Regions from separate parts of the Homo sapiens genome. Here region 1 is linked to region 2. A link is a loop called in an ENCODE intact Hi-C map of the cell type or tissue named here. Cell type or tissue: A673. All regions are shown on one strand. Each heading gives the region's core, and the rest is flanking DNA. Links, peaks and the distances in the headings are about the cores only.

Region 1 (15,228 bases), core at 6,432-8,931, 260 kb after region 2:
CTCACCATTCCCCAACTCCCACCTCATTCTCTCTGCTCCTGCATCCACTTTAATGCATAATTTATGGATGCGATTAACAGAAACCAATCAAGCAAGGTATGCATTCAGTGCTGTGTTTAACAACAGATGTTTCCAGAGGTGATTATGTTAGAACAATAATACACACACACGCGCGCGCGCGCACACACACACACACACACACAGTGCCTGATCATCAGTACTGTGTTATGAGTGGTAACAAGACTGATGGCTTCACCAATAAAACTTCCAGAGCAGGAGACTTGGAGAAATGAGCTTAGTGGCTACTGTTGGTGCCAATTATCTTCTTACTGTAGAATAAGTCTTTCTCATGCTTTGTGCCTCAGTTTTTGTTTTTTACTCCCAAGAAGCTGACATCTTAGGAAATTGTTCTGGGAGAAGAGAGGCATTTTTCAGGCCATTGTAAGAGGCTTCAGGTTCCACTCGGCTCTAGGACGGGGATTCACCCCCCCTGGCTGAATTCCAGCTGCTCAGACATTACAGTGCAGCTCAGTGAGCTGCTGTGTTCTTCCAATCCTCCTACAGAGTCGCAGGGTTATTCCCGGGTAAGAAAGGTGGGTCCGAGTCCTCCCACACCACAGCATCTGCAATAGGATTCTGTGCATATGTCTACGTCACCCAGCCCTTTGGCTTCCTCATCAATAAGAGCAACTCTTGCTAGAGACCGTTGTGAAAGGTACAGGGATTCACGCAGATGAGGCATTAGGCAGAGCACCCAGCCTGAAGCAAAGTCAGCTGTGTCACTGTCATCATTTTTGGGAAGCTTCTTATAACCACTCCCTGAGTTCCCACTAGCAAGGGGAGGCAAGACCCCAACATTTTCATCCGTGATTAAACTGGCTGGAGACAGCAAGTAGAGTTCCAGCTCAGACCTCAAATTCACAAAAGACCCCAGAAGGGGGTGCTTCTGGTCCTGCACCACATTTACACTTTTGATGTTGTCTCCGAGGGAGCCTACAAGTCCACTAACAGTCATGCAGGGGCCCGGCATGGTGGCTCACATCTGTAATCCCAGCACTTTGGGAGGCTGAGGCAGGCAGTGGATGACCTAAGCCCAAGAGTTCGAGACCAGCCTGGGCAACATAGCGAGATCCCATCTCTACAAAAAAAAAAAAAAATTACAAAAACTAGCCGGGTGTGATGGTTCAGGCCTGTGGTCCCAGCTACTTGGGAGGGTGAGGTGGGAGGATCTCTTGAGCCCGGGAGGTTGAGGCTACACTGGGCAGATATCCCATCACTGCACCCCAGCCTGGGTGACAAACTGAGACCCTGTTTCAAAACAAAACAAGGGTCATGCAGAAAAGGCTGCTCAAAAACACCTTCCCGGCCACTCTACATGTGACCATCACAGGATCGAATCTCCCGTTGAAATTAGTATTCTCAACTCATCTCAACATCGGAACGTTTGCAGTTTAAAAGCATTCATTTGTTCATTGTGAGCAGCTAATACATACCACATATTTTGACATCTGATTTTGGCAATTCTTTACTTATTTGAAGGGGACCCTGAATAGAAATACAGAACAATAACCTAACGAAAACACTATTTCTGATGGCTGGTCCTCTCGTTACCACCAGGAAGCTCTGCCAGGACACTCCACTGCCGGGAGGGGTGCCTAGGAACGAAGAGCAGAGGGGCCAGTGAGGTCCTGCCACGCCCTGCTGAGTTCTACGTGCTTGCGCGCTTCTTCCTCGGGAGAGCTTCCACTGATTTAATTGGATATGGGGATGGAGAGAGGAAACAGAAACAGGGAAAGAAGTGAAAAAGGGAAGGACGGGGCGCGCGCGGCAGGGGGGCAGGCGGCCTGGTGCAGGTGCATCCCCAGGTGCGCGCCACGCCCCTGCGGGACCCGGCGGCACCGCGGTGCGTTCCCAGCCGCCGGCGCTAGAGGGCGTGTCTGCGGAAAGACTCGCTGCGCTGGCCCAGGCTCCACGAGGGGCCGACAGGGGGCGCTCTGCACAGGGACCGGAGGGAGCGGGAGCCGAACTTGCGTGAGAGGCGCGGGGCCACCCGTGCAGGTGTAGGTGGAGCCACTCTGCCAACCCCTGGGCACTGGGCAGGGCTGGAGGGAGGATTGCCCTGTGCACAGGTGGAAGACATTTCACCTCTTACAAATCCTGAGGGCGCTTTTGCTTGTTTAAGGGAGTTTGGGAGACAGTGTTGCAAAGGGTCCAGTAATAGTTGCAGAATCATTTCTCAGGATGTCTTAGAGTCAGGAATCCCTGAATTTGAATCTCAGCTCTGCCCTTCACTGTGCAATTGTGGACAAGGGAATTCACGGTCTGAACCTCAGTTCCCTCCACCCCTAAAATGGGGATAATGAGCGCGCCTAAGTCACAGGGTTGGAGTGAGGATTAAATGAGATTCTGCACCTGCAGGTAGCACACAGAGCAAGGTATCTGCTACATGATAAATCCTCAACTTTTAGCTGCCTACTCATTATTATTAATATTACTATATTTTTATGACTATGACTATATGATTACTATTACTACTTTTACTATATTATTGTGTTGATACATCAGGCTGTTTGGCCATTCTAGATGCTTAGCTGAAAAGAAAAGCTTTTTCTACTTAGAAGAGCAGTTCCCAAACTTTTTGGTCTCACAGCCCCTTTACATTCTTGAAAGTTATTCAATAATCCAAAGTGCTTTTATTTATGTGGAATTTACACCCCGTGCCACTGAATTTAAGCCCATTCAAGTCCATGTGGTTAAAATGTTTTTTTGTGAACAGAATATTTAGATAAACATTCAAGATTCCTGGCTGTTTTTCTGTTTCCTACATGAAAGAAAAAGAAAAGCCAACTTTCTCATAGGATATTCTCAGAAGGCTGTGGGGCCCCAAGAGCCCTGGGCTGGAAGGCAGGAGGCCTAGGCTCAGATTCTGACTCTGTCCTTGTCTCACTGTGTGGCCTTAAGCAAGGTGCTTGCCTCTCTGAGTCTTGGGTGTGCCATGTTCTGAGGCACATCCAGCTGTGAAAAGGCAGGTGTCTGGTTCTTTGTCATCTATTAGAAGAGTGTCATTCACACTGATGCATGGATCTGAAGGAAGGAGACCCCCACACACACATGACTTGCCAACCCAAAATCACCCCCAAAGGAGGATATGAATTCACGAAGTCCAGGTTTGACTCTAGGCTCAGCCATTACCACATGCATGACCTTGGGAAAGTCAGTCCTCATTCCTGCCCCAGGGTTCAGCTTAACTTGACAGGTAGTGGGGCGATATGATGACCTTCAAACTTGTACCTTCAGCTGGAATTTCAGACTGAACACTGTGGGGTTAGAGGTGACCAGAGGCATCTGTCAGCTGGACCTTGAGTCGAGGCCTTTTCTGGTCACCAGGGGTTGTGCTCTGACACTTAAGTTTTGTGGGGGAGACTGCACCGTATTGTTTGTTTCCAGGCTATAGTTAGCAGGAATATGCCTCCTTCCTTCCCTGGGACCCCTTCTAGGCTGAGCAAGGCCACAGTACCTCCTGGAAGGGCACTTGGTAACCTGTGACTTAGTCCACATCCTAACTCGACCACTCTTGAGCTGTGTGATGTTGATCTAACAGCCAAACCTCTCAGCCTGTCTTTCCTCAACTGCGAAATGAGGATGTTAAGTCTTCAAATTAAAGTGAGGAACATCATTCATGAAACGTCCACCACACTCCCTTGCTGTGCCAGTGCTTGAGGGGAAATATCTCACTGAGGCTTCTCAATAGTATTTATGAGTGAGGTGCTTTGATTTGTTCTATTTTACAGATGCAGAAACTGGGGCGCCGAGAGGTTAAATCACTCATCTGGAGACACACAGCCAGGGAGGATAGTAAGCAGCCAGGATCCAAGCCCACATCCATAGGACCTGAGGCTACAGTGTACCATCCCTCACCTGCTCCCCACTGTGCTTCATAACACCAGGTGCAGAGGACAGTGGGGCCAGAGGCGGTGGTGGATAAGAAGTGACTAGGATGAGGATGTGAAAAGGGCAAATATTCACTTGCCTCTCTTGTGACATATTCACATACCATAGAAAGCTATTTCTCCATCTCTAGCTCCTCAGAGAACTTTCTGTGGAATTGTAATGCATGTCCTTGAAAAAGTGCAGGCAGCTGAAATGCATGACAGTTGAAGCACTTGGATCTCATTGTCAGACTGCGCATTTTCTAACCGTGAAGGGCTTTCTCGGTTTAGAGACTATTAGTTCAAACTCTAAGTAGTCCATTTATTTTGCTCAGAAAACTGTAATGCATTTCCTAAATTTCCTCTTCTGAGGTTTAAAAATAACCTACCTTAGCAGCAGACATCAATTCCTTTAAATCAGTTCCTGCTTGATCATCCAGGTTGTCTCTTTTCCGGATTCACTTTACGTATCCTAGTCCAAGTCACCCCTCTCTGCCCCCCACAGTGTTACTATCAAGAAGGGGGCCAGGCGAGGGTGTCAGACTTCCCTGGCTGTAGACAGGGATCAGATCTGTCATTCTCTGTCATGTGTGACTTGGCCTATGCTTGTGGATGTGGCTTTACTAGGTTCATTGAGATTGTTTATTTCTTCTTTTAATTTTTGAGCTTATTATGAATGGTTTTAGACTTTCCTGAATATCTACATTTTTATCCAGTCTGTTAACATTTTCTGATATTCTTCACTCTTTTGAGATAATTTTAAGGAATTTTTGTCTTTGTCCTGATGAACCTGTAGGATAGAACTTTTGCTATTTTCTAGTGACTATGTTGCTTTTTGAATATCAGCCTTAAACACACATTGACCCATAAACACACCTTGAATCCAATCAGTGGGTTTCTCTCTTTCTAGTTATTTTTTGAGTAGCTCTATCTTTAGGAAGAAAATAAAAGAAAAGAAAAAGCAAGGAGGGAAGAAACGAAGGAAGAAAGGAAGAAAAGAAGGAAGGAAGGAAGGAAAGAAGGAAGGAAGGAAGGAAAGAAGGAAGGAAGGAAGGAAAGAGAAAGAGAAAGAAAAGAAATAAGCCAACAAATTCTTATAGTTTGCTGCCAAATTCAGTGTTTCTAAGGTTTTGAAGACCTGGGGTGACTTCAGGTTTTTTTAGACTTTTTAAATCAATTCGTAATTTTCACGGATTTTGTTATTCTTCAATTTGGGAAGAACAAAAACCTTTTGATGACTTCATTTCCCCTCTTCACATCCTGCTTGCTTATTATGAAAACAAACAACGCAATACCATCATCTCCCCATGAAACCCAGCATGACCTGGGCCTTGCTTAAATCTTCAGGCACCACCACAGACTTGGTCATCTCCAGAAGGAGCTGAAGTGAAGAAGCCGGCAGCCAGCAGTCCCTCCATGGGGCCAAAGGCTCTTGCAGCTCCACCCCGGTTGCCAGTGCCCTGCTCAGGCAGAACACTTGGTGTGGAATCCTGTGTGTTTTTCTATTTCAAACACAAACAGGTGCCTGGCAACCGTCAGGGAGACTGGGAGAGGAGAGACCTATCCCTTCCATGGCCAAGGCACATGCAGAAATGAAAATATTTTAATGGCACTCAGGAAAATGGATGAGACTCTGAAGCTGGAAGCAACCACGCTTTAGGATTTAGCCACCCAAGGCTCAAGTGGCCTAACAAGAAAACGGCACCCAAAGTTAAGCCATGGCTGCTGCCTACCCTGTGTATGTGTTATCGGCCAAAGGGGATCACTGCCCAGTGCACTAGAGGCCAATACCAAGACACTGTTTTTTTTGAGAAAATATAAAAGCTTTTTATTGTACATCAACCAACAAGGAGACAGAAGTACAGCTCAAATCTGTCTTCCTGTGCTGGCTTTAAGGCAGTAATTTTATTAGAAAAGGTTTAGGGGTGGATTCTGGGGTTAGTAGGTAATTGGTAGAAGGAAAAGGGAGGTCTGGAAAGTCCTCAGCCTCACACAGTTATCTCTTCATACCTCCTCATGGGTCTCATGTGCAAATTTGGGGGTAGTTAGTATGAAACTTGTGTTGAAATTCAGGCTGTGACATCAGCAAGCTTGTTCTGTGCAGACTTTATTTGGCCACATTGGTTCCAACCAATTTCAGCCAGTTCTTTTTATCTCATAAGCAGAGGGAGTTTCAACATCTCCACACGTTGTTTCTTTTTTGTCTGTCATCTTATAAACTCAAGAATTGCAGTGAGTTACTAGTTTCTTTAACTCTGGGGCATGACATCACGTGGACTGTGCCAAGGCTTCTTGGGCAGGATGCTCTGTAGCTGAGATCACCCATGGCCACATCCTGGTCTCATTCTTCTTTCTCTCTTCAATTAAAATTGTTTTCCTGTAGCCCCAAGAGCCTACAAAGTTCACAGGAATCTTATGAGAACATGCCCCATTGTCTCATAGGACCAAGCCTTTGTCTGAGTAATGTACATGCTTGTTTGTGTATCTTTTGCCTCGTATTACAAAGTTTGTTCTTGAATTGCATGTGAGCCCCATGTAACCCTGTGAAACAGGAAGTGTTGGCCTCATTGGATCCAATTTTCAGAGGAGGCCCAAAGAATTTAACTGACTTACCAGAGGGCATCTAGCATGTCACCAAAGGAGCAAAGGTAGAAGGTGGCTCCTGAGCCCTCAGATTCAATGCTCACTTATTTCAATGCCTCATGTCACTCTGAAGCCATGAGGTAAACTGAGAAAGTGCAGCCTCTGGGCTCCCTGCATGGGCAGCACTAGTCTATGAGCATTCTGTAGCACAGGTGCAGCCATGACGAAGACGAATAGGGCAGGCGTGTGCTGCCCACAACACGGAGGAACAGAAGCCCTGCACTTCTTCAAAGAATCCTCATTTACTCACAGTCATTCAGCAAAGCAGCTCTCTTTGCTCCTCATAGGCAAAAATGTTTCTCCATTACAGTTTTATGGTTCATACATGGAAAGTATAAACCACAAAGAGGAAGGATAAATCAGGGCTGAGGGAGACAGAGATTCCAATTACCATTATTGATTTTTCACTGTATAGAAATATGGAGGGATTTAGTGTCCATATCTTCAGTTACTATGTCTCAAACCACTGCATCTGAAAAAAAAAAACACCAAAATGTGACATTCTGAATATTATCGCCATCCCAGAGATGAAACTTAGATCCCGTAACAGTTTGGTATAAAACACAAGCAGAATGCTATAGCCACAGCTCACCTCCTCATAACATATGTTACTCTTTGGAGAAAAACACTTGAATTAAGAAAGATTTTTCAGGATGAATTTTTTTAAAACCTGAGAAACTGAACAATTAGATTCAAATACGTGCAGTAAAGTTTTGGATCCAAACTTTGCTCCAAAGACAAGACTGTATGCTTACCATTTTCAAAAGAACGAGTAAAAAAATTTTAGAAAGTAATGGCTTAAGATGAGGTTATTTGTGGATGAATAATAATTCTGGAGCACTTGAGGCAGCTTCATTTGCATCTTGTCAGAAAATGTTCCCATCACGGCAGACAGAAACTCCTGGAGCTGCATTACCCATGCATCTGCCCATTCATAAAAGTGGGTTTCTATTCTCCAGGGGCCCTGTGTCATAGAAGGCGGGGAACAGACCCCTGGTGGAATGGGTGATGGTCATCTTTGGGACAGGAGATGATTTAGATACTTAGACAGTCACAGAATTATTTTAATCACAGAATAATTTCACATTAATTATCTTTGAGTCATTCTCATGGAAGTGTACCTTTTACCTTTAACCCTTGCCGATCTTCTCTCTCTTTCTTTCTCTTTCTTTCTGTCTTTCTCTCCCCTCCCTCCCTCCCTCCCTCCCTCCCTCCCTCCCTCCCTCCCTCCCTCCCTTCCTTCCTTCCTTCCTTCCTTCCTTCCTTCCTTCCTTCTTTCCTTCCTTTTCTTTCTTTCTTTTGAAACAGAGTCTTGCTCTATCACCCAGGCTGGAGTGCAGTGGCATGATCTCGGCTCACTGCAACCTCCGCCTCCCGGGCTCAAGTAACACTCCTGCCTCAGCCTCCCTAGTAGCTGAGATTACAGATGCCCTCCACCAGGCCCGGCTAATTTTTGTATTTTTCATAGAGGTGGGGTTTTGCCATCTTGACCAGGCTGGTGTCAAATTCCTGACCTCGGGTGATCCATAGGCCTCAGCCTCCCAAAGTGCTGCGGTTACAGGAGTGAGCCACTGCTCCTGGTCCCAGTCTTCTTCCATAGCAAAAGGACACAGGCCTCTGGCAGAGAGCTTTGACAAGAAACTAAATCTGGCTGGAATTCTTAAACATTTTGTTTTAATATGGTTTTGCATGTCTTCTGTTTGTGGCAAGTGATGGTGACCTTCTATTTAAAATAATAAAAAATGTGTCTTTTGAAATTATTTCAAGAAAACCTATGTCACTTTAAAGATGTGTTTGTGTGTGTTTGTGTTTTTGTGCATGCATGGGTACACAGATTAACAGCATGCGCTGTCAGACATGGCCAAACCTACGCAAGGGAGTGCTGGGTACTCAGAGTGATCTTGTGTTACGGGTACACAGGGGCTGGAGTGTGGGAAGTGCAGGCTGGCGAGGTGGGCATGAAGCGAAATGTACATGAGCTGCTGAGCTCACGTCACACAGGTGACAGCCTTGTGTCCACCATGTCCTCACTGGCCAGCTTGGCTAGCAGTAGCGGCCAGTCCACGTTTAGCGTCCCCCATTCCTCTTGGTTCTGAGGAGCTCCTAATTTTGTTAAATCAAATAATGTTTTCGTTGTTTCTGTACAGTTTGAACACGGCAGGTCAGTGCATTGGATTCAGGCCTCAGGCCTCCAGGCTGCAGCTCTGAGTATCCTTGTCCTTTTGACAGACAGCCGAATTACCTCTCTGGGGACCTTCCCCACACAGCCTCATTGCTCCACTGGCCGCAAACCTCTTCCCCAGCCTCATCAGACTTGATGATCCCGCCAGAAGGAAAGAGGGATGGGAATTCATTCACACAGAAAATGATGACTGATGAAGCTTAATCAGTGACCTCTCACTGGGGAAACCTGGATTAAAAGGATTTTCCTGGGCAACAATGCTCTGGAGTGCCTGCTCATAGCTCTCTTTCTCCTTCCTTCTGGTTGATGCAGCCAGCATCCTGTAATAATCGATGCTGGACACACAGCCACTTTCCCAGGCTCTTCATAGATGACATGGGACCCAATATGGGTCAATGGGACCTGCAAAGATATCAATGAGACCTTCTGTACAGCTTTTCCTGCTTACAAAAAGGGGCGTGAGAGAGGATGAAGACAAAAAACTTGCCATCTTATTGCCTTCGGATGTGAATGGGTGAGGATGTGATACTTGGAGTTCTGGCTGCCATATTGTGGCCATGAGAAGATAAGGTTAAGCCAGACGACATGCCGGAGGGTGCAGAGAAGAAAGAAAGAGCCTGGAGTCCTAGAAACATAGGAGAACTCCTGAGCCAACCCTAAGACCCCGGCTTTCAGCTTCTTGATATATGAGATATCTCCTCTTGTTTACAGTCTCCTAGTTGAATATTTTGTTACTTGATACTAATACAAAGTAGCACCGAGGAGCCCAAAGAAACAGGGATTCTGTGAAATTCTAATATCTGTGAAAGTCAGAGAAGAAGATACACCCAGAGGATCTCAGGTTGCATACTGCCTGTCCAGAGACCCCAAAATTTCAAAATGGGGAATACTGCCTATGTTGAGTAAGCCTGTAATGGTGGCTTTAGCATCACTGTTTTTTCTTTTTTCTTTTTTTTTTTTGGGACAGAGTCTCAATCTGTCACCCAGGCTGGAGTGCAATGGCGCGATCTCAGCTCACTGCAACCTCTGCCTCCTGGGTTCAAGCGATTCTCATGCCTCAGCCTTCCAAGTAGCTGGGATTACAGATGTGCGCCACCATGCCTGGCTACTTTTTGTATTTTTAGTAAAGACGGGGTTTCACCATATTGGCCAGGCTGGTCTTGAACTTCTGGCCTCAAGTGATCCCCCTGCCTCAGCCTCCCAAAGTGCTGGGATTACAGGCATGAGCCGCCGCACCGGGCCTCAACATCACTGTCTTATAATAACTTTACTCAATGTGATTCTTTTGAGTGCTGGTGTGTGTTCTTTTGAACCAAATTAAGATAATTGGACGAACACCTCTTATGCTTTTATTCAGGTAAGAACTGCTATGGAGTGAACAAATTCAATGAAACCACATTGCCAGATGGAGCAAAACCCATGGTGATGTGGGAATGAAGGGGTGTGGAAATCTGTCTGACTTCTTCACATCCTTTGCGAGAGGTGCAACCACCATCTGCCATGAGTTTATAAGGAAAATATGCAAGTGAAGCTTCGTTTTGTCAACCTGTAAATGGCCTGTAAAAGTTTCAAGCCCCTGTAGCCAACTGTGAGTACAAATAATCATTTTCCAGGTCAGAAACATCCACCCTTTCTCAGAACCCAGGCTGACAGCAAGCAAGTGAATGTAAACATTTTGTGAGAATGCCCTTCCCTCAGCAGAGGCTCCTACTGCACCTGCCATAGGCTAATGCGCCTGACAGAATGCTATCCCTCTTGGTTTCACTGCCTGGTAAAAGTAGAGATTGCAATAAACCATTGCTCCATGACAAACTAAGATATAATGGATGGAGATTAAATCACCAGATTTTAGGTGCCTGTAGTGCTTACAGCAGTGAGCACCCTCAAAATATGCAGATGGATGGCCAAAATGATGCACAGCCGACCCCAAGCCATGTGTCAGGAGAAGAGCTGATAGTCACCCTACAATGTGCCAGATGTGTGTGTTTGCTCCAATAGGGAGTTAAAAAGAACTCTCTCACTTCTTCCAAGCTGAGAACGGCAGGCCCCCAGCCACCAGGCATTCCACAGGAGGGAGCCTCCTTGCTTATCTTGGAGCAGCTCAGCAATAAAATAGCATGCGTTCATTATTCAAGTGAAAGTTTAATTAATTCAGAACTTGTTCCCACACCTTCCTAGACAGCTCCTGATAATGAGCTCTCTGGGCTTTTCTTCCTCCATCTTGTGATGTCACGCTAAATGGACTGCATCTAACAGCATCGATGGGATGAAAATGCATGAGTGCAGGGCAGTGGTTGACTCTGTGGATTCAGGACCTGCTGAAATATCACAACTCTCTCTCCCAATCCCAGGGCCTCTTCTCTCTCCTTGTTGGGGTGAAATTGGTGGTTTTTCACAAGAGTTTTGGAGGTGCGTGGGAAGACTCTCAACTCTAGGGAGTTTGAGGGTTTTAAAAAAAATTTGCATACTTACTCCAGCTAAAGCATTTCATGAATGGCATAGCCAGTGATGCTGAACTATCTATCGTCCTCAACCATACAGCATCACAGGGTCACTCTCCTCCACCAAGGGCAGCCAGGAACCATCCCCTTTTGAGTACTGAAGTGAGCAACAGTGCCCCTGTGGCCAGAGGGGTCCAGATCTTCCTCCAGCTCACAGTGCTGTTGCATGACCCTACCTGCTTTATTTCTCCACGTGTAAAATAATAAAGTTGAGGGCACCTGTCCTACCTGCTCCAAAGCGCACCTGAAGTGAGGTGGGTGAAGAAGCACCTGGCTCAGTGAGTCCCCATCTCTGACCCTCACCAGGTCCTCTTCGTGGTCACGAGCCTGGGACTGTGAATCCACAGAGAAGACAGAGCTCAGCTCAGCATGGCCGCAGCCCCACTGGGAGGGGACTCTGGTAGCAGGTGGGACAGAAGAGGAAACAGTGATCATAGTTTTGCAATTGTAACTTTGTTCATGATGCAGTGTCTTCTAGCTCCTCCCAAATCCAAGCACATCTGGTACACTGACTATCAAATTATATCAAACTGTAGCATGGGATCAAAACATAATGTTACTTCGTCTCTCCCTGCCTCTTTCAAATTTATGAATTGAGCATTTTCTCACTGTTTCTGTATAAAAACCCCAGAAGATTTGATGACCTTTTCCAAACTATTAGATAGTGGACACTCTCCTGGTCAATTGAGGTCATGAAAACAATCTCGGTTTTATAATCAAAATATTCTAAGATGGAGATCAAGACCCTGCTTTTTATCTAACTGCCATCCTTCTGCTTCTTCAACTTGGATCTGCAGCAGGCTCCCCTTCGTCCCTCAAACACACCAAGCTTGTTACTTCCTCAAAGCCTTTAGAGGATGTTAAGAAACAAACCTATTATTCCAGAAGCTAGTAGTAAGGTGTAAAAAACACGTGTTTGGCTGGGCACGGTGGCTCATGCCTGTAATCCCAGCACTTTGGGAGTCTGAGGCAGATGGATCACCTGAGGTCAGGAGTTTGAGACCAGCTTGACAAACACGGTGAAACCCCGTCTCTAATAAAAATACAAAAATTAGCCTGGCATGGTGGCGCACACCTGTAATCCCAGCTACTCAGGAGGCTGAGGCAGGAGAATTGCTTGAACCGAGGAGGTGGAGGTTGCAGTGAGCTGAGAATGCACCACTGCACTTCAGCCTGGGCAACAGAGCAAGACTCTGTCTCAAAAAAAAAATGTGCTTATCTCATATTTTCTGCATGAGCTATACTTCAGCATAGCCAAAGAGTTGGCCAGGCATTTTTTTAAAGACAAATTCTGCCTAAAATTATGAAGGAATTTTAGAAAACCATTACTTTTAAATCTCTGGCAAATATATATATGTATATTTATATATTTAATATATATAATATTATTATTATATATAATATATATAATAATATATTATATATATTATATATTATTATTAATATATATTTATTATTTAATAAATATATAAAATATAAAGATATATAGATATATAAAAAGATATATAAAGATATATATAAAGATATATATAATAATATATATAAATATATATAAAGATATATATATATAAAGATATATATATATAAAGATATATATATAAAGATATATATATATATATATATATATATATATATATATATCCATAGGTCATTAGGGTTTGTTAAACCATTAATAGCAGATGATGACTTTTCAATCACTGGATCAATTTGGCTATTACTGAACCCCCCTGACCAATCAGTATCAGTAAACAGGAGACAGCTTGAGTGTCACACTGTACTGCAATGGAAAGTAAATGCCAGCACCCAACGTGCTCTCACCATGCTAGCTGCTTCCATGTGTCAACTTGACTGGGCTAAGGAATGCCCAGATAGCCAGTAAAATACTATTCCTGCATATGTCTGTGAGTGTGTTTCTAGAAGAAAATATTATTTGAATCAGTGGGTTGCATAAAGATGACCCTCATCAATGTGTGCAGGCATCCTCCAATTCACTAAGGGTCCAAATAGAACAAAAGGGTGGAGGAAGGGCAGGCTTGTTCTTTCTGTTTGAGTTGGGACATCCACCTTCTACTCTGAGATGTTGGTACTCCACATGCCCAGGCCTCAGACTCAGACCAGAACTTATGCTATATCTGTATACAGATATAGATAGATATGTATGTGTGTACACACACACACATATATATACACACACATACACACAACCCATTAATGACAGTATGTGTGTGTGTGTATATATATACTCTCTTCCCATGTGCACACACACACACACACGTTATACACACACATGTTATTAATGAGTTGTCCAGTGTGGCTGCTCTGATGTGTATGGGGCTGCTCCAATGTGGCTGCTCATTAATGGGTTGTCCAGTGTGGCTGATCTGGTGTGTATGTGGCTGCCGCAATGAGGCAGCTCATTAATGGGTTGTCCAGTGTAGCTGCTCTGGTTCTCACATGCCTTACCCTCTCTAAGCTGAGGTTTCTGTACGCAGAATGTTCTGAGTTGGGTCTGGAGATCCTGCAAACAGGACACTAGGAAAGCTGAAGAAGGCCCAGGCTATCTGAAGCTGTCACCTCCCACCAAACCTCCCTCATCCAACCATGTCTTCTGGGGAAAACCTCAGACTCCCAGAGGCTAGACAATTCTGTGGCCCCCCTCAGTGCATCAGTACAGGATGCTTTGAGGCAGCCCCAAAAGACATCATGCCGGTAAGTAGTCTCCTTTCCCTTGAGTATCCTGGGAAACTGGGGGTTGGGACCCCAGCCCTTATTTCTCTGGATCCCCCAGGGTCTCCAGAAGAGAGCCACACCCATCCTAGAGATGTGTCTAGTCAACAGCTAGTAACTGGGGGGACGAGGCAAACCTCTGTGGGAGGGTTCATGGGGAGACAGTGCTCGGGAACAGTGTTGGGGCGTCTACGGAAAACTATGTTCCGATGGCCACACTCAGGGCCCTCTCCACCCCTCACTCCTCGGCACTCCCTCAAGAGCTCCTCTTCTGTTTTCTCGACTCCACCATTCCCAGTGTATTCATCTACATGAAGCCTCTGTCTGTCTTCCTGAACTCTGATTCTCTTCGTTCTAGTACCTGGAGGACCTAAGCCTCGTGTTTCAAGGATCCCATCACTGGGTTTGCCTTCCTTCCCTCGTTTTGTTTTCCAGCATCAAGCTTGGCTCACACCTGTGCTGATCTCCATCCATTCCAGCCTCAGGGTATTTGTGCTGTGATCATGGCTAGGCGGTCTCTTCCCCCTCTCCCACTCCCCACCCCCATCTCACACTCACCTTATCACTGATGCCTCTCATAGTCACACCTGAGATTCCACTCCATCATTCCACAAGTGCCTATGCAATCCTACCATCTCCTGATACTGTGCACCCAACACAGGGTTCTCCAGGAAGAGCCCAGGTGAGGATCCACAAAGCTGCTGCTTGATCCCTGAGCTGCATGCGTAGGATAGCAAAGATGAGGACAAATGCAAATGAGGCAAAGGAAGATGAGCCATGAGGCAGAGCGCTGTGTTACACACCAGCTCCCCCTGCAGGGCAAGCACAGAGAGGCAGCAGCCTGCTCAGCGGGCCATGCATGCACTTGGCACGCAGGATTTCTGTGGGGTGTGGCACCGCCCAGGGAAACCCTGGCTTAACCCTGGCTTAAGGAGGAGTGTTTGTGTGCCCATCTCTCATTTTCTTTTGAACAGAGTCCCTCCATTGGGACTGCATTTTTCTGCACTTTTGGTTCTTCTCATCCAGCCCCTCCAGTGATCTCTCAGGATGCAGAGCCCAGGCCTCTGCGAGGAGGTATTCCACCAGCAAGGAAGAGGCAGAGGTTCCAGAAACTCAGGTGTGCTTTATGCACACCTGAGAGGTGACCATAAAGGAGGCTCAGGGCTTCTAAGGGAAGTGGCTGGTTTTGCTCTCACAGTGACTGCGTCACCTTGGGAGGCGGGGGATGCAGGGTGCAGCCGCAGCC
Region 2 (15,228 bases), core at 6,292-8,791:
ACCGAACAACATTACCAAGACAGTATTTTTTATGCAGCAATCACAAGGAATTTCCCAATAAAGCTTGCAGTAAATGACAGAGGAACTCTGCTCTACGATGACTCCAGAAGGAGGCTGCTTGTGGGTCAAGAACCCAGCTGCCCCCGTCTCTACTAAAAATACAAAAAATTAGCCGGGCGCGGTGGCGGGTGCCTGTAGTCCCAGCTACTCGGGAGGCTGAGGCAGGAGAATGGCGTGAACCCGGGAAGCAGAGCTTGCAGTGAGCCGAGATTGCGCCACTGCAGTCCGCAGTCCGGCCTGGGCGACAGAGCGAGACTCCGTCTCAAAAAAAAAAAAAAAAAAAAAAAAAAAAAAAAAGAACCCAGCTGCACTTTGAGCTGCAATCATTCCTTCCTTCCTTTATTCCAAAGACTAGCCAATGGCTGAGCTCCCAACAACCTGCACCACGGAGATCAGGATCTCGGAAGGGCAGGGAAGTGTGGGTGCAGCCATGAGTGAGTTGGGGTAGTACCAGGAGAAGAGGCCTTCAGGTTCAGGGCGATCATTACATTCTGTAAGATCTGTGCTGTCAGGGAGAGCAGGCTCCAGCTACTCCACCTTTTTCATTTTAGTGATACAGAAACTGAGTCCCTGAGATGAACAATGAATTAATCAAGGTAATGGAGTTTATTTTCAAAGAATTCAGAATGATTTTCAAAAACAATTCAGATCATGTTGCTCCTCTCCTCAAAGTCTTCCAATTGCTTCTTAACTCCGCCAGAAAAACATCCAAACACCCACAAGGCCCAACGTGAGCTGCACCTTCCTATCCTGCCTCCCTCCATCCACTTTCTCTGGCACTCTCTTCATGCCAGCCATGAGCCTGTGTGCTCTGAGTGTAGCCAAGCTTGGCTGTGCTGCATGGTCCATGCACTTGCTTCTGCCTTTCGCTGGAAGGGAGGATTTGACCAGATTTTCTTGCAATCGTCTTTTGTGTCAATTAGAAGTCAATTTAATCATCACTTTTTATGAAATGCCTTCTGTGAACCCTGAGTAAAACGAATAGCTTCATGACATTTTTATCTTCTTATCATGTTTTTCTTTTTCCTTTTTATTTTGTGTTTTTGTTTTGCTTTGCTTTGTGCTTTGGTTACGGATTTTTGCTTTTGTTTTTTCTTCTGCAGCTGGAATGGAAGCTTTTAAGAGTGGAACTGATGTCTATTAATTGCTGTTATTGGCATATATTGGCCAAATATGTGCACCATAAATATAGGTTGAATAAATATCATGAAGACATCAAAAGCTGAGGACCAATATTGTCCCACCCCCAGTTACTGGGTGAGAGTGGGAGAGCTAAAAGACCACAAATTTGGTGCAGTGTATACTGCTCGGGCGATGGGTGCACCAAAATCTCACAAAATACCACTAAGGAACTTACTCATGCCACCAAACACCATTTGTTTGCCAATAACCTATGAAAATAAAAAAAAAATTAAAAAGGTTAAATAAAAAAAATTCACAGTACAGACTTTGCAGGAAGACAGGCATGAATTGGAATCCCAGTGATACTCTAAGCAACTGTGAACTTGTTCCTATTTTTCTTTTCTTTTTAAAAAACAATTTGAAACATATGAAAAGTTATAATAGTGAAAAATACCCATGAGTAATTTTCACCCAGATTACTTAAATGTTAACAGTTGACACCATTTGCCTTATCATTTTTTCTCTTTCTAATTTAGATACTCTCTGTATGTATTGTTTTTCCCTCTGAGTCATTTGAGAGTAAATTGCAGAAATTATGCTTCATTACCCCTAAATATCTCAATGTCTATTTTTATTTAAGAAGGAAATACACTTTCTTATATAGCCACACTATAACCATCAAAATAAGAAATTAACATTGATACAATACTTCTGTCTAATCAACAGACTCCGTTACAACTTTACCTCCAGTGCCTCCAGTGTGTTTTATAGCCAACACCAACAATTAAGCAAAATAAACAAGTCTCTCTTCCTTCTTTCTTTTCTTTTATTTTCGTTAAGCACAGGATTTTTTTTATTCAACCTTTTTAAATCTTTTTATTTTCATAGGTTATTGGAGAACAAGTGGTGTTTGGTTACATGAGTAAGTTCTTTAGTGGTGATTTGTGAGATTTTGGTGCACCCATCACCCGAGCAGTATACACTGCACCAAATTTGTGGTCTTTTATCTCTCACCCCCTTCCCACCCTTTCTCCCTGAGTTCGCAAAGTCCACTGTGTCATTCTTATGCCTTTGCATTCTCATAGCTTAGCTCCCACCATACGATGATTGGTTTTCCATTCCTGAGTTACTTCACTTAGAATGATAGCCTCCAATCCCATCCAGGTTGCTGAAAATGCCATTAATTCTTTCCTTTTTATGGCTGAGTAGTATTCCATTGTGTATATATATGTGTGTATATATATATGTGTGTGTGTGTGTGTGTGTGTGTGTGTGTGTGTATATATATATATATATATATAAAACAGTTTCTTTACTCATTGATTGATGGGCATTTGGGTTGGTTCCACATTTTTGCAATTGTGAATTGTACTGCTATAAACATGCTCCTTTCTTTTCTGGTCCAGGATCATGGAAGTCAAGATCATGCATCACCTTTTGTCATCACGTCCCTTTAGTTTTCGTAAATAAGGAACTTCAGTCCTTTCTGTATTTCATGACCTTGATACTTTAAAGAACAGAGGGCAAGTACTTTGCAGAATATCTCTCCATTCGGATATTTCTGATGTCTTCTTATAATTAGATTTAGTTCTCCCATTACTGTCAGAAATGGAAAATAGGGTTGTATTCTTCTCAAAGTAGTATATAGCACGAGAAGTCGTGACAGCTCATTCCATCACAGCAACGATAACTTTTATCAGCTCTCCCATTACAGGAGTTGCTCATTTTTATCCTCTGCATAGAATTGTTGTCTGCCAAGTTTCTCCATTGAGAGGATAACTAAGGAAATATTTTGTACTCATTAATGAATTGGTAATTAAGAAGTATCCTATAGGAAGATAATTTTAAATTACGTGAATATCCCATTTCTCATCAAACATTCACCTGTTAATTTTAACATGCATTGATGATTCTAGTCTTCATCAATTATTACTTTGTTAGCCAAACAGTTATTTTCCCAATTCCATCCATAATCTTTGTACACTTACCTGTTAGCATTCCACTATTAAAAAGTTTTATTTTCTCCCTATTTATTTATTAATTCCTTATTTATAGCAGAATTCCTAGTTATTCAAAAAGTTATATACCATTACTGGTTGGGTGCATTGGCTCATGCCTGTAATACCAGCACTTTGGGAGGCCATGGCAGGCAGATCACCTGAGGTCTGGAATTCGAGATGAGCCTGGCCGACATGGTGAAACCCCATCTCTACTAAAAATACCAAAATTAGCCAAGCATGCTGGTGTGCACTTGTAGTCCCAGCTACTTGGGAGGCTGAGGCAGGAGAATTGCTTGAACCTGGGAGGCAGAGGTTGCAGTGTGTGGAGATGGTGCCACTGCACTCCAGCCTGGGTGACAGAGTAACACCCTGCCACACACAAAAAAAACTTAAAAGTTATATACTATTACTGTCATTATTAATTTTGGTGTTCAAAGTGCCCCTGGCCAACAGACCCCATCAACTTCATCCCTATGTTCTTATTATGTTTTCAGCACTTCCTGACTTTCTGGCACAATAAGATGGCTCAGGTTCATGTTCTACAATGATTATCCCATCCTGGGAATCAATCGTCTCTTTTAGAAGCCTTTCATTTGAAAGAGGTCCTTATGTAGAAACCATCAACTGGGCGCTAGGTATTTTCACTGCTATTGGAATGTCAGTGTTTCTAGGTCCTGCCAGTAAACAAGAAATATACATAACTGTGTGTGTATATCTACACACACAAACATACACACATGCCTGTTTACATAGATTTATATCTATATTAAAAAGTATGTGTATGTGTTCATACTGACATCTCCCATTCCAGTGCAACAACCCAAAGTTTATTATAGTTTTCTTCCCTTCCATGTTTATATCTCTCTGTTATTCAGAGACCTGGCTTTCATTTTTTTCCAATGTATTTACTTATTTGCCTAATCCTGCTGTGTATCAGCCTCAATAATGACCAACAGAAATATCAGGTCCTAATTCTGGGAATCTGCATATTATTCAATTTACAATATTACTCATTTTACCTTACATAGAAAATGGTCTTTGCAGATGTCACTAAGTTAAGGATCTTGACAGGGTGAGGCAACCCTGGATTATCTGGGTGGGCCTTGTATGAAATCGTAGTGTCCTTCAGTGTGAACTTAGAAGACAGACGAGAGAGAGATTTGACATAGACAGAGGAGAGGGCGACCACAGAGGCACAGCGTAGAGCCAGGCAGCTGCAAATCAAGACATGCCAGCAGCCAACGGAAGCTGGAAGAGGCGAGAATCAAACTCCCCCCTAGAGCCTCTGGAGAGAACACAGCCCTGGCAGCATGTGATTCTGGCCTCTCCAGAACTGAGATAATACATTCCTTTTTGTTTTAAGCCACCAAGGTTGTGGTTATTTGTTACACCAGCCACAAGAAACTAATAAACCCAATATGTAATCAATTCACCAAATGTGCAAGCTATCTCCTTGGCCCCAAACTGGTAAAAAAAAAAAAAAAAAAAAAAAACAAAAGACCCAGCGAAGCCAGCCAAGTTCTGCTCAGCTCAGCTCAGCTCAGCCCCACTTCTTTTGGTGGTATAACAACTCCCCTTCTTCTTCCCTTATTTTTCCCTCACCACTAACCATAAGCAACAACCAATATTCTTCCAGGCAGGGTACAGAACGACTGACCCTCACCATGTTCTTATCATCTCTATTTTACAGATGAGATATGGAGGCTCAAACAATTTCAGTAACTTACTAATGGTCACAGTGCCAGGAAATGAGAGAGATGAGAGTCAATCCAGTTCTGTCTTAATTCCAAGTCCAAACAGTAATCCAACAGGTCTACTGCCTTTAGGTAGACTTAGTCCTTTGAGAATTTGTTTTCTTTAGCATTCAAATACTAAGTGGGAATAATGATACCTCATAAGGGTCTGGAAATGATTCAATGAGATGATACTTAAAATGCATAGTACATTGCCTGGCATTTAATGAACCCTCACAACTTGGAGTAGATGGTTCCCGTCCAGACACTGGTAGAGCTTTCAGGAGACAGAGAGAATGAATATGTAACCACCTGGTAAATGGCTGGAAGCCTCATTCTCTTGTTTTTGCATCCTCCCATCCTGATTGAATCAGAGGGGCAAGGAGGAGGAACGGAACATGTTTGCTACTTAGCCTGCTCTCTGAGCCATAAAATTCCTCAAATATCAGACCCCAGACCTTTTCCCCAGTAACGAGGTGATAAATGCACAGAGAGACACTGATGGAACAGAGAAGAGAAAATGTTCCCCAGGACACTTTACATCTGAAAGTGTTCCACGTGCACCACTGTGGAATAAGATCTTACAAATCCTGTCAAACTTCTGTGTCAAGCTTAACTGAATTGTTTTTATTTTGTGGGGAGAGGGAGATTGGGAGAATTACTAAAATTAATTGTTTTTACAATGTAAAAAGAGGGTTATTTGCAAACTATGCATCTGACAATGAACTAACATCCAGAATCTACAAGGAACTTGATCAAATCAGCAAGAAAGAAAAATCCCATTAAAAACTGGACAAATGGCGTGAATAGACATTTCTCAAAATAAGGTATACAAATGGCCAAAAGATATGAAAAAAAATGCTCCACATCACGAATCATCAGGAAAATGCAAATTAAAATCACAGTGAGATATCACCTTACCCCAGCCAGAATGGCCATGATTAAAAAGTCAAATAACAATAGATGTTGGCACAAATGTGGTTAAAAGGAAATGCTTGTACACTGCTGGTGGGAATGTAAATTAGTACAACCTGTATGAAAAACAGTTTATGAAGACTTATCAGAAAACTAAAAGTAGATCACCCATTTGATCCAGCAATTCCACTACCAGGTATCTACCCAAAGGAAAATAAGTCATTGTATAAAAAAGACACCTGCATGTGTGTTTGTATCAGCACAATTCACAATTTCAAAGATATGGAATCAAATAAGTGTCCAACTGATAACTAAATAAAATAAATGTGGCATATATATGCCATGGGATACTACTCAGCCATAAAAAAGAACAAAATAATGTACTTTGCAGCAACTTGGATGGATGGAGCTGGAGGCAATTATTCTAAGTGAAGTAACTCAGGAATGGAAAACCAAATACCACATGTTCTCGCCCATAAGTGGAGCTAAGCAATGGGTAAGCTAAGGGATATAGAGTGGGATAATGAACATTAGAGACTCTGAAGGAGGAAGGGCGGGAGGCAAATGAGGAATTAAAAAGGACCTATGGGGTAAAATGTACATCATTCTGCTAACTAACAGGCATACTAAAATGCTGTAAGAAGAGCAGTTGGGGGCAGGGTCAGCTACACTGAGAAGCTTCCTGGGGCAGCTTTTCCCCAGCAAATGAAAATGTGTCTGTAATCCAGAGACTGTTTTTCCCTCTGGGGTGACCTCTCTATCATGAAAATCTGCCACCATCATCACCCATAAACCTGGTGACATTATTCCATTGTTGCATTCAACACAATCTGTTCAACCAATGCTCACTGGATGGGTGGTTGGACGGGTGGACATGTCTCTATCACATCACTGGGCTGTGATCTCCATGACGCCAGAAACTGCTGTCTTCACTGGGGTCGCTTCCATAATGAAAATCTGCTGCCATTATCACCCCTGAATCCTAGAGTACATTTCCACTGGCCCATTGCATACAGTCAGTACTCAATCAGTGCTTTCTTAATTGGTCAGTAAAAAGCGGAATCAACAGAAAGGGAAATGAGCTCTGGTTTTAGGAATGGCAAGAGGAACAGAGATAGGAAAACACACACAGCTCAGCTCAAACCTTCACCACAGGTCCACGTGTTCATCCTTGTGTATTAGCATCAACACAGTGACAGGAAGCCAGGGCTCTGCAGGGTGCAGAATTCCATTCCTAATCTGTAAAGACTGTAACTGAAACTTAGATGAGTAAAGGGACATTATCTAAGGTAAGTGGTGAGTTAGTCACACACCTGGGTTTAGAACCTGTGGCTCCAAGCCTCATCCACCTCAATGCTTTCTCACATGGGCCACATTCATTTAGCCAACAACACTATGAAGCCTGTGTGTTCTGTGCTACGAAAACTCAGATAAATAAGACACAGTTTTAAGTCTTGTCTTCAAGTCTCTAGGTTGTATTTGAGAATTGCATCAGGAATTTATATATTTGGAATTCATCATTTTCAAATATAATGCATATCAAACTGAGCCACCAGATATGAAAACAAAGTTGACTCCAACTCAATCTGAAGCTAATCCAGATTTCTAGTTGTCTGGCTGCTTTCACTTTTAGTTGAATGACTGACGATTACTTTAAAACTCATTTCACCTAAAACAAATGCTTGATTTCTAGCACTTAGGGAAAAATGTTCATTTGTGCCTTTCACTTGATTTTTTTATTAATTACAGAAGAAAGAATTATTTTAAAAGAATAGTTTTATGAAAAGAGTAATTCAGTCATATCCTAGAATTGTACCAATGAGTAATCATTGAAAAATATTCCCAGGCATGGCTCTTCTGCATTGCCTGGTGAAGTATTTTTGGTAAAACCTGACATTTTGATCAACTGAATTATAGATTTTGAAATTGGAGTATATATAATACTATCTATGGCCACAAGGGGATACAATGGCTCTATTACTAGAGGAGGGAAAATAGAGCTGTCTTTTAAGGCAAGACATGAAGGCACGAGTAGCCTTCAAGACCAATGGCATAATAACCACCTACCATCATGCCCACACTTCTATCAATAAGAGCTTGGGAATTCATTTCAGTTTTACCTTCCTGTTTTGCTTACTTTTTTAACTGTGCATCTATCTGTGCCCACGTACATTAGAAGTCCATTAAAACAGAACAAACCAAAACAACAGCAACAACAAATAAACAAACCAAAAAAACCTCCATCTGATTCTAATTAGAATTTCCCATAAAACTTTACACACTGTTCTCTCCAGTTTCCATTTTGGTCCATGACAGCTCTATCATTCACAAAACCACTATAGTGGCCAATGCAGCTTTTGGCTCTGACCTATGGAATGAATGAGGGTGGAGTTTGTTTTACCCACTATGGCACTTCAGCAAGATGGCAGAGCAGACACCCATTTCTCCCTTCATGCCGAATTGATAGTAGTAAGAAGATACCAATTTTCTTAACAGGAGAGAAATCTCCATTTTCATCCTTGATCCCTGTCACCCTTTCCCATTTCTCTATCTATTGAATGTTTTCATGCAAAGCTCTGCATCTGGCTAGATCGGTTTAGAGAAGAGCTTTCCTAAGAAACAAGGGCACAAAATGCCCACATCACTGAGAGATATACCCAGAGCTGTGTTACAAAAGTCACTTGTCTTGCTTTGAATCTACTAAAATTTACTTTAAACTGACAGGTGATTTAGCGGGTGTGGGGAAGGGAGAATGAGCAAGCAGTGACCTCTACTGCATTTCAGCCAATAATTAAAGCATAAAAACTTTCGTCAGTGTTTACCAAAATAATTCTTTGTGTCTGCCATTTTTGACCCTATAAGCCAAACAGTGCATATGTTGTTATTCTCTTATGTGTGATAATTATTCATTTACAGAGTGGATGACTGTGGGAAAATAGAAAGAAATGAATGGATGGAATTGAAATGAAGTGATCTTCTCATTATGATTCAAAAAGGAGTTGACATACGATATGGGCATTTGTACATTTCAGGGAAAAATTAAAAGGAGTTGAACTTCACCATGAATTACAGATTACCTCTAAGTCTGTTGTATGTTTTTAGGCACCAACTTGTCTTCTGGCAACACAACACTTATCAGAATAAGTTAGGCATGTGCACGTGGGTATTTCATAGTGACTTCCACCTAGGCCGTCTGATACTAAGACGTGAGTGGCTCTTTAGTGAAAGTAGAGGTAGACCACTGACAATCAGGGACCTCCTCAGCATCACCTTTTCACCCTCTGCCTTGGAAGACTGATGCCTTTAGAGACCTGTGTACTCACAGGACATAAACATGGTGGGTTGGCGTCATAACAGAAGAGAGTTTGCTGAGTCCAGGATTCTCTGTGCAATGTAAAGACACACAGGGCATGCTAACATTTATTGTAAGGGAGGGTGACAATTCCCCTATATGCCTAAATACAAAATAAAACTTTCCCTCACATTAACGCTGAGAAAAATAGTGCGTGTTATGTGCTGACCTCCCAATCACATTATTGTTTAACACAAAGTACATCTGGGGGAGACCAATCAACCAGAAACAACCTCTATTGGTGCTAATGTTAGATTCTAAAGGAAGTCTACTCATGCAACTAGCGAGAAAAGGGATGAAGGCACATAGTAACGATTTTGTCATTATTCTTACAGGCTGGTAGACCTTGAAGTTTAGTTTCCTACCTGCAGTTTAAGATCCTATGAAAACACAATGTGGTAAGTAGCTGCCAATATAACATTACACAACAACAACCAAAAAGACCTTAATGCAATGCAAATGGATACAAGTAGTTTAGTTTATTTTCAAAACAAGCACTATATATATATATATACACACACACACACACAGACATACATATATACATATGTGTATATGCATGTAATTTCAATACATACATATATGTATACACATGTATATTTCTACATTATGTATGCATATATGTATATATGTATGCATACATAAATATACACACACATATACATATGTATATATGTATATATGTATACGTGTGTGTATATGTATATATGTATATGTATGCGTATATGTGTGTGTGTATATATATACACACTGTGCTTGTATTGAAAATAATATATATGTATTTTTCTCTTAAAACACATAGACAGAAGTGAATATGATGAATTCTGAGCACCCAGTCAGATAACTCCATGAGTGATGAAGAAAGCACTGAAGTCTAATACGTGAGCCAAAACAATATGAATAAAATTGTTTCTTTAATTAAGTGGAAAATTATATCTACGTTCCTGTGTTATTTTGTATAATATGTGTCTTAAAACTATATAGAGCTAAAACTATAAAATCAATATTTTATTTTTGTACCTAGATCTCTAAGATCTAAATATTTACATTAGCAATTGCATTGATCTTTTCACTGGAAATAGGGGGCTGCTTGCCTGATATTTTTGAGTGCTTCAAGATGGGGATTATCTTAAAATCTGTGTTCACCAATTGGAATGTGCCAAGCACTTGTGTGTCTGCTTTGATTTAGAGATGGGGGAGCTGGGTAAATATGTACCTAGATCAGAGTTGAGAACAAACCCTGGGCCTTGGAAGCTGCATTTAGCTCACAGGTTTCCTTTGATGTGCTCATTGTTCTTTGGAGTTTGAATGAGTTGCCCTCTCTGGACAATCCTGTGCTCTCTTTGTCAACACATTCCCTGTCACTCCCTGTACGTCTCAGTCACCTTCACTCTGATATACTGCCTGCTGTATAATAGGACATCATCAACATTCACCCATTCAAGGCCTCCCTTTTTATTTAATTTCATTGTTTCTGTTTATGTTCTAGTTAAGAATTGCCGTATAACAAATGACTCCAATACTTAGCAACTTAACACAACTATGAATTTTTTTTTTTTTTTTTTGAAATGGAGTCTCACTCTGTCGCCCAGGCTGGAGTGCAATAGTACAATCTCAGCTCACCACAACCTCCACCTCCAGTGTTCAAGCAATTTCTTCCTGAGTAGCTGGGATTACAGGCACCCACCACCATGCCTGACTAATTTTTCTATTTTTAGTAGAGACAGGATTTCACCATGTTGGTCAGGCTGGTCTTGAACATCTGACCTCGTGATCTGCCCACCTCGGCCTCGCAAAGTGTTGGGATTACAGGCGTGAGCCACCGTGCCTGGCCTATAACTATGATTTTACTCTTAATTTTGTAGAGCAAGGGATCAGCTCAGTAGTCTTGTGTGGGATCTCCTGCAATTAAAATAAGCTATCAGCTGGGGCTGCCATCATCTGAAGGCTCAACTGAGCTGCAAGTCTAAGATGGTGCACTCACATGGCTGCAGCTGATGCCACCTGTCAACTTGTAGCTCAGCTGGGGCTGTTGACTCTGTATTTGCACATGGCTTCTTCCCATGTGTCAGCTGGCTTCCTCCAGAGTAAGTGTCCCAAGAGAACCAAATATGCTGAAGGCATCACTTCTGCAATACTTTAATGGTTGAAACTGTCAAAAACCCACTCAAACTCAAGGGGAAAAAACATAGAACCTACATCTTAATGGGACAAATTTAAAGTAATCTAGGGCCATTGTTTTAAACCACTCATCTCATCCCTATCCCCACCCATCATTCTTTTTTCCCCATAGGTACTACTCTAATATATTTGATATTTGTGCTTAAAAATATTTATTCCTGAAAGATATATAGTAATTAGCTGGTGACACAGTTTCCATATAAATAAATAGTATTGTGCTCTTATTCCTGGTCTTTTTTGTTTTAACATTTTCTCCTTAGCACTGTATTTTGGAAATCCACTCATGTTTATATGGTTGTCTATGGAACTCTTCAGGCTACTTATATATACTTGAGCCCACGTAAAATATTTATTGTAAGTACCATTTTGTGCACTGAAATGTGTCTCCCTAAGAGATATGTTGAAGTCCTAAATCTTGATACATGTGAAGTGCAACCTTATTTGGAAATAGGGTCTCCGCAGATGTAATTGGGTTGAGATGGAGTCATACGGGAGGAGGATGGGCCCCTTGTCCAATATGACTGGTGTTTGTATAATGAGAGAAAACAGATAAACTCGCAGGGATACCATCGTGTGAAGACTGAAGCAGTGACTAGAGTGATATGTCCACGAGCCAAGGGTCACCCAAGCGTGTGGGAAACTATCAGAATCTCAGAGAGACGCATGGAATAGACTTTCCCTCAGAGCCTCCAGTAGAGAGCAACCCTGTGGCACCTTGATTCTAGATTTCCAGGCTCCAGAACTGTGAGACAAGAATTTCTTTTGTGTTAAGCCAAGTAGTTGATGGTAATGGTACTTTATTATGTAGCCCCTAGGAATCTAATACAGCTATCATCACAGAATATTTCCTGAACCTTGCATAAATGAGATACAGAGGTAAAACCAAAATTAATAACCTTACTCCAAAGGAAGGACTGCATGTTCACTTTCCACCCATTCAATTGTCCCTTTGCCATAATTACAGAGGTAAAATCAGCCAAGATCTCTCTTCTTCCCATTTGTAAAGGTTGTCCTTACATTGAACATATGTTTCCTTTCTTCCTAGTTAAAAATGCACCATCTCTCTAAGGAGGTGCCTGTTCATTGGGTGTTCTTCCCCAGGAATGACGTTTCCTGTTTTATGATGGGAAAACAAGACGTTCACACTCCTGAGATTCTGGGCATCAGGTCTACATCTCTGTCATCATCCTGGCCAGCGTCTACCTTGCGAAATGATCAAAATGATGACCTCCACAGGCGCCGTGTCCTCCCTTGGAGGTTATAAAAATAACAGGACAAAGGCTGCGTCTTGGTCAAATTTGGAGTTCACTGCCTAACATAGGATTGACACAAAATGTTTAGGGAATATTTTGTTGTGTTATATATATTTTATATCTATATATATATAGATATAGATATGATACATATATAAGATATATATATCTTAGATATGTATTATATGTGTATAGATATATGTATCATATATATATACACACACATATATATATCTACACACACATATATATATCTACACACACATATATATATCTACACACACACATATATATATACACACACACATATATATATATCTACACACACACACACATATATATATATATATATCTACACACACACACAGACACAAACACAGTTTCATTAGAAAAGAATTGGAGGGCAATTTTCACATTCTCCCTTACCAAAGTTAACCTTATCTTCTTCTCAGCTATGAATTGTTTCAAGTAATATAATTAAATACTCACACACCAGGATGCACATCGAAAGCATGCTTACAGAATATGTGTTGTGTGATCATTAAAGTAATCAAAGCTTATGGCTCAGAAGTAGCCTATAAACATTTTTTGTAATGAAATTACAAAGAAAAAACACCATAACACCAGAAGTAAATCCTGAGAATAGCAACAGGATTGAACCCTGAGTTCTTAAAGCGGTTTTGCCTTACAATGGAGAACAACTATTTCATCTGTGAAAAAGAATGCAAAAGTGGGACAAGCTATTGAAGATCAATGTTAATTCTACAGGAAAGATGTTTTTCTGAGGCCTCTTTTTAAACGCATGTGTGCCTGTTTCTGTGATCGCTTTTTAACAAAGAGAGGCAGAGAGCCACGTGGGGCTTATTACCCTTTCTCTGAAGTAACTCATGATGCAAGTGTTAACATTTAACACAATTATGAGCAATGTAAGCTACTTCTTTTAAGAAGATAGATTTAAGTTACGACTCTTTAATGGATATAATGCTTTTATTAATTAGAAACAGCTTTAAAATGTGTCTTATTTATTAGCTTGCACTATTGGAGGAAAATAATCTTCTCTTGGTCTCATTTTGGATAAACACACTAGTTACAAGCATGAATTTTTATGCACAAAATGGAATTCTTTCTTAGGGAAAGTTGGAGGTTAGGATCGCCACTCCAGGTGATCATTTCAGTCCTCATACCACAATTGTGAGTTTGTGAGATACTCCCCATTTTACAGATGAAATAAGCAATTTGTATTTTATTTAAAAAAGAAAAGCACACACAAAAAAGGCATCTTTGGCATTCATTCTAACCTTGAGGTCGTTGTCAGGATCCTGCGTTCCAGAATCCCTCCTATGTGAAGCCAAGCTCAGGTGCAGCCCAGGCCACTGCCTTCTTTTTGTTCTGAGCCCTGGAATGAAGGCTATGTATGGGCTTCTGTCCCATCCTGGCCAGTTGTTGACGATTAACCATGGAAAGCAGTTTCCCCCGTCTGGGTCTCAGGTTTTCTAATCTGAAACAAAAGTAGCAGACAAGATAATCATTCCTTTGTGACTTAAAGAAAAAGTATATGCCCCAACAGCCTGACGTGCCCAATTTTGTCCTGCAGGCATGGGACTCTTTTTTACTTTACTCACATACTGCTTTAGATATTTCTGAGTCACTATTTTAAAATTGGGAGATTTGACACAAATATATGTGTTCTTATCAGTTTATCAAAAACTGGAAGCTCAGGCAACACCAGCCCTCCCTTCCCGCCTGAGGAAGCCAGCTGCTCCCTTTCAACAGGGTGTGTGCTGATATCCACACCATGTTACCACAATCCCCACCACTCCCTTTTGCCTCCCTGAAGCTAGCTTCAGTGTTAGTTTCTATATATTGCTGTGGTTGGACCTCTGATGTTTTTATAGACAAAAAAGAAAACAAATAGTTTCTATATCTACGTCATAATAAAAATGAGAAGATAAAAGATGGATCAAAAAGTGGATAATTTTGAAGAAGCTGGCTCCTGTAGGTTCCTGAATTTGTCTCCCATATCACAGTCAGGGCTTCTTGACTCTAAACTTAAAAGCCCATGACACCACTTCCTAGAGTCTCTCTGTCTTTTTAAAAACTATTCTTTATGTTTCTCATCTAAATTTATTCTCCTTACTCAATTACAATTAATCATGTATAAGTGTTTATTGAGAGCTGGGGAGTAAAGAGAGGCAGAGAAAAACCTAAAACATACTTGATTTACTTGTATATTTAGATTGTAGTTTGGAAGACACATTAGAAATATAGATAATAATATCATATCCCATTCTATAACAATAGTAAGCCATTTATCATACATGCATGAATTTGTCAGGTCTTGTATCAAGACACTTTCAATACATTATCTCATTTAACTCTCGCAGAAATCCTAGGGGGGTAAGTATTCTTATTTCCCTTTTACGATATGGAAACTGAGGCTCAGAAACTTGTCCCAGGTTGTCTGGAGAGTATGTGGCAGAACTAGGGAAGCTCAAATGAACATATTCCAAAGTTTGTGAACATGATGGCAGTGCTTCTCAGACCAGCATTGCTGAGGGGCCGTAAATGTATTCCAGGATATCTTCACATTCTTCATTGGATAGAAATGCTGT

The links. A loop is a pair of places that touch in the nucleus more often than their neighbours do. Peaks named below come from ENCODE experiments on the same cell type or tissue, not always from the same donor. Only the 100,000 strongest peaks of a DNase experiment are listed, where the experiment ranks them.
Region 1: it touches region 2 in a loop (3-fold over the local background); 5 of 110 quality-filtered maps call a loop at or near these places.

What each region holds. Positions count from the first base shown.
Region 1 is chr12:127,278,918-127,294,145 of GRCh38, forward strand. LOC124903050 (a long non-coding RNA gene) reads right to left here. Exons shown (of 3, transcript XR_007063523.1): 2 at 11,500-11,652; 3 at 5,731-7,044. It overlaps LINC02376 (long intergenic non-protein coding RNA 2376), which reads right to left and starts at 5,366. Exons shown (of 4, transcript NR_146537.1): 1 at 5,225-5,366; 2 at 4,319-4,719. RefSeq lists a silencer at 1,958-2,017. In A673, for the core only: no CTCF peak of the experiment used is centred there; DNase peaks (open chromatin) are centred at 7,564 and 7,954; H3K27ac peaks cover 2,346 bases.
Region 2 is chr12:127,017,953-127,033,180 of GRCh38, forward strand. LINC02405 (long intergenic non-protein coding RNA 2405) reads right to left here. Exons shown (of 7, transcript NR_104646.1): 2 at 13,915-14,114. LOC105370063 (a long non-coding RNA gene) reads left to right here. Exons shown (of 6, transcript XR_007063518.1): 5 at 9,518-9,580; 6 at 9,985-10,085. Among named protein-coding and RNA genes, the nearest start is that of LINC02405, 35 kb to the right of the region's middle. In A673, for the core only: a CTCF peak has its summit at 7,779 (motif pointing right); no DNase peak of the experiment used is centred there.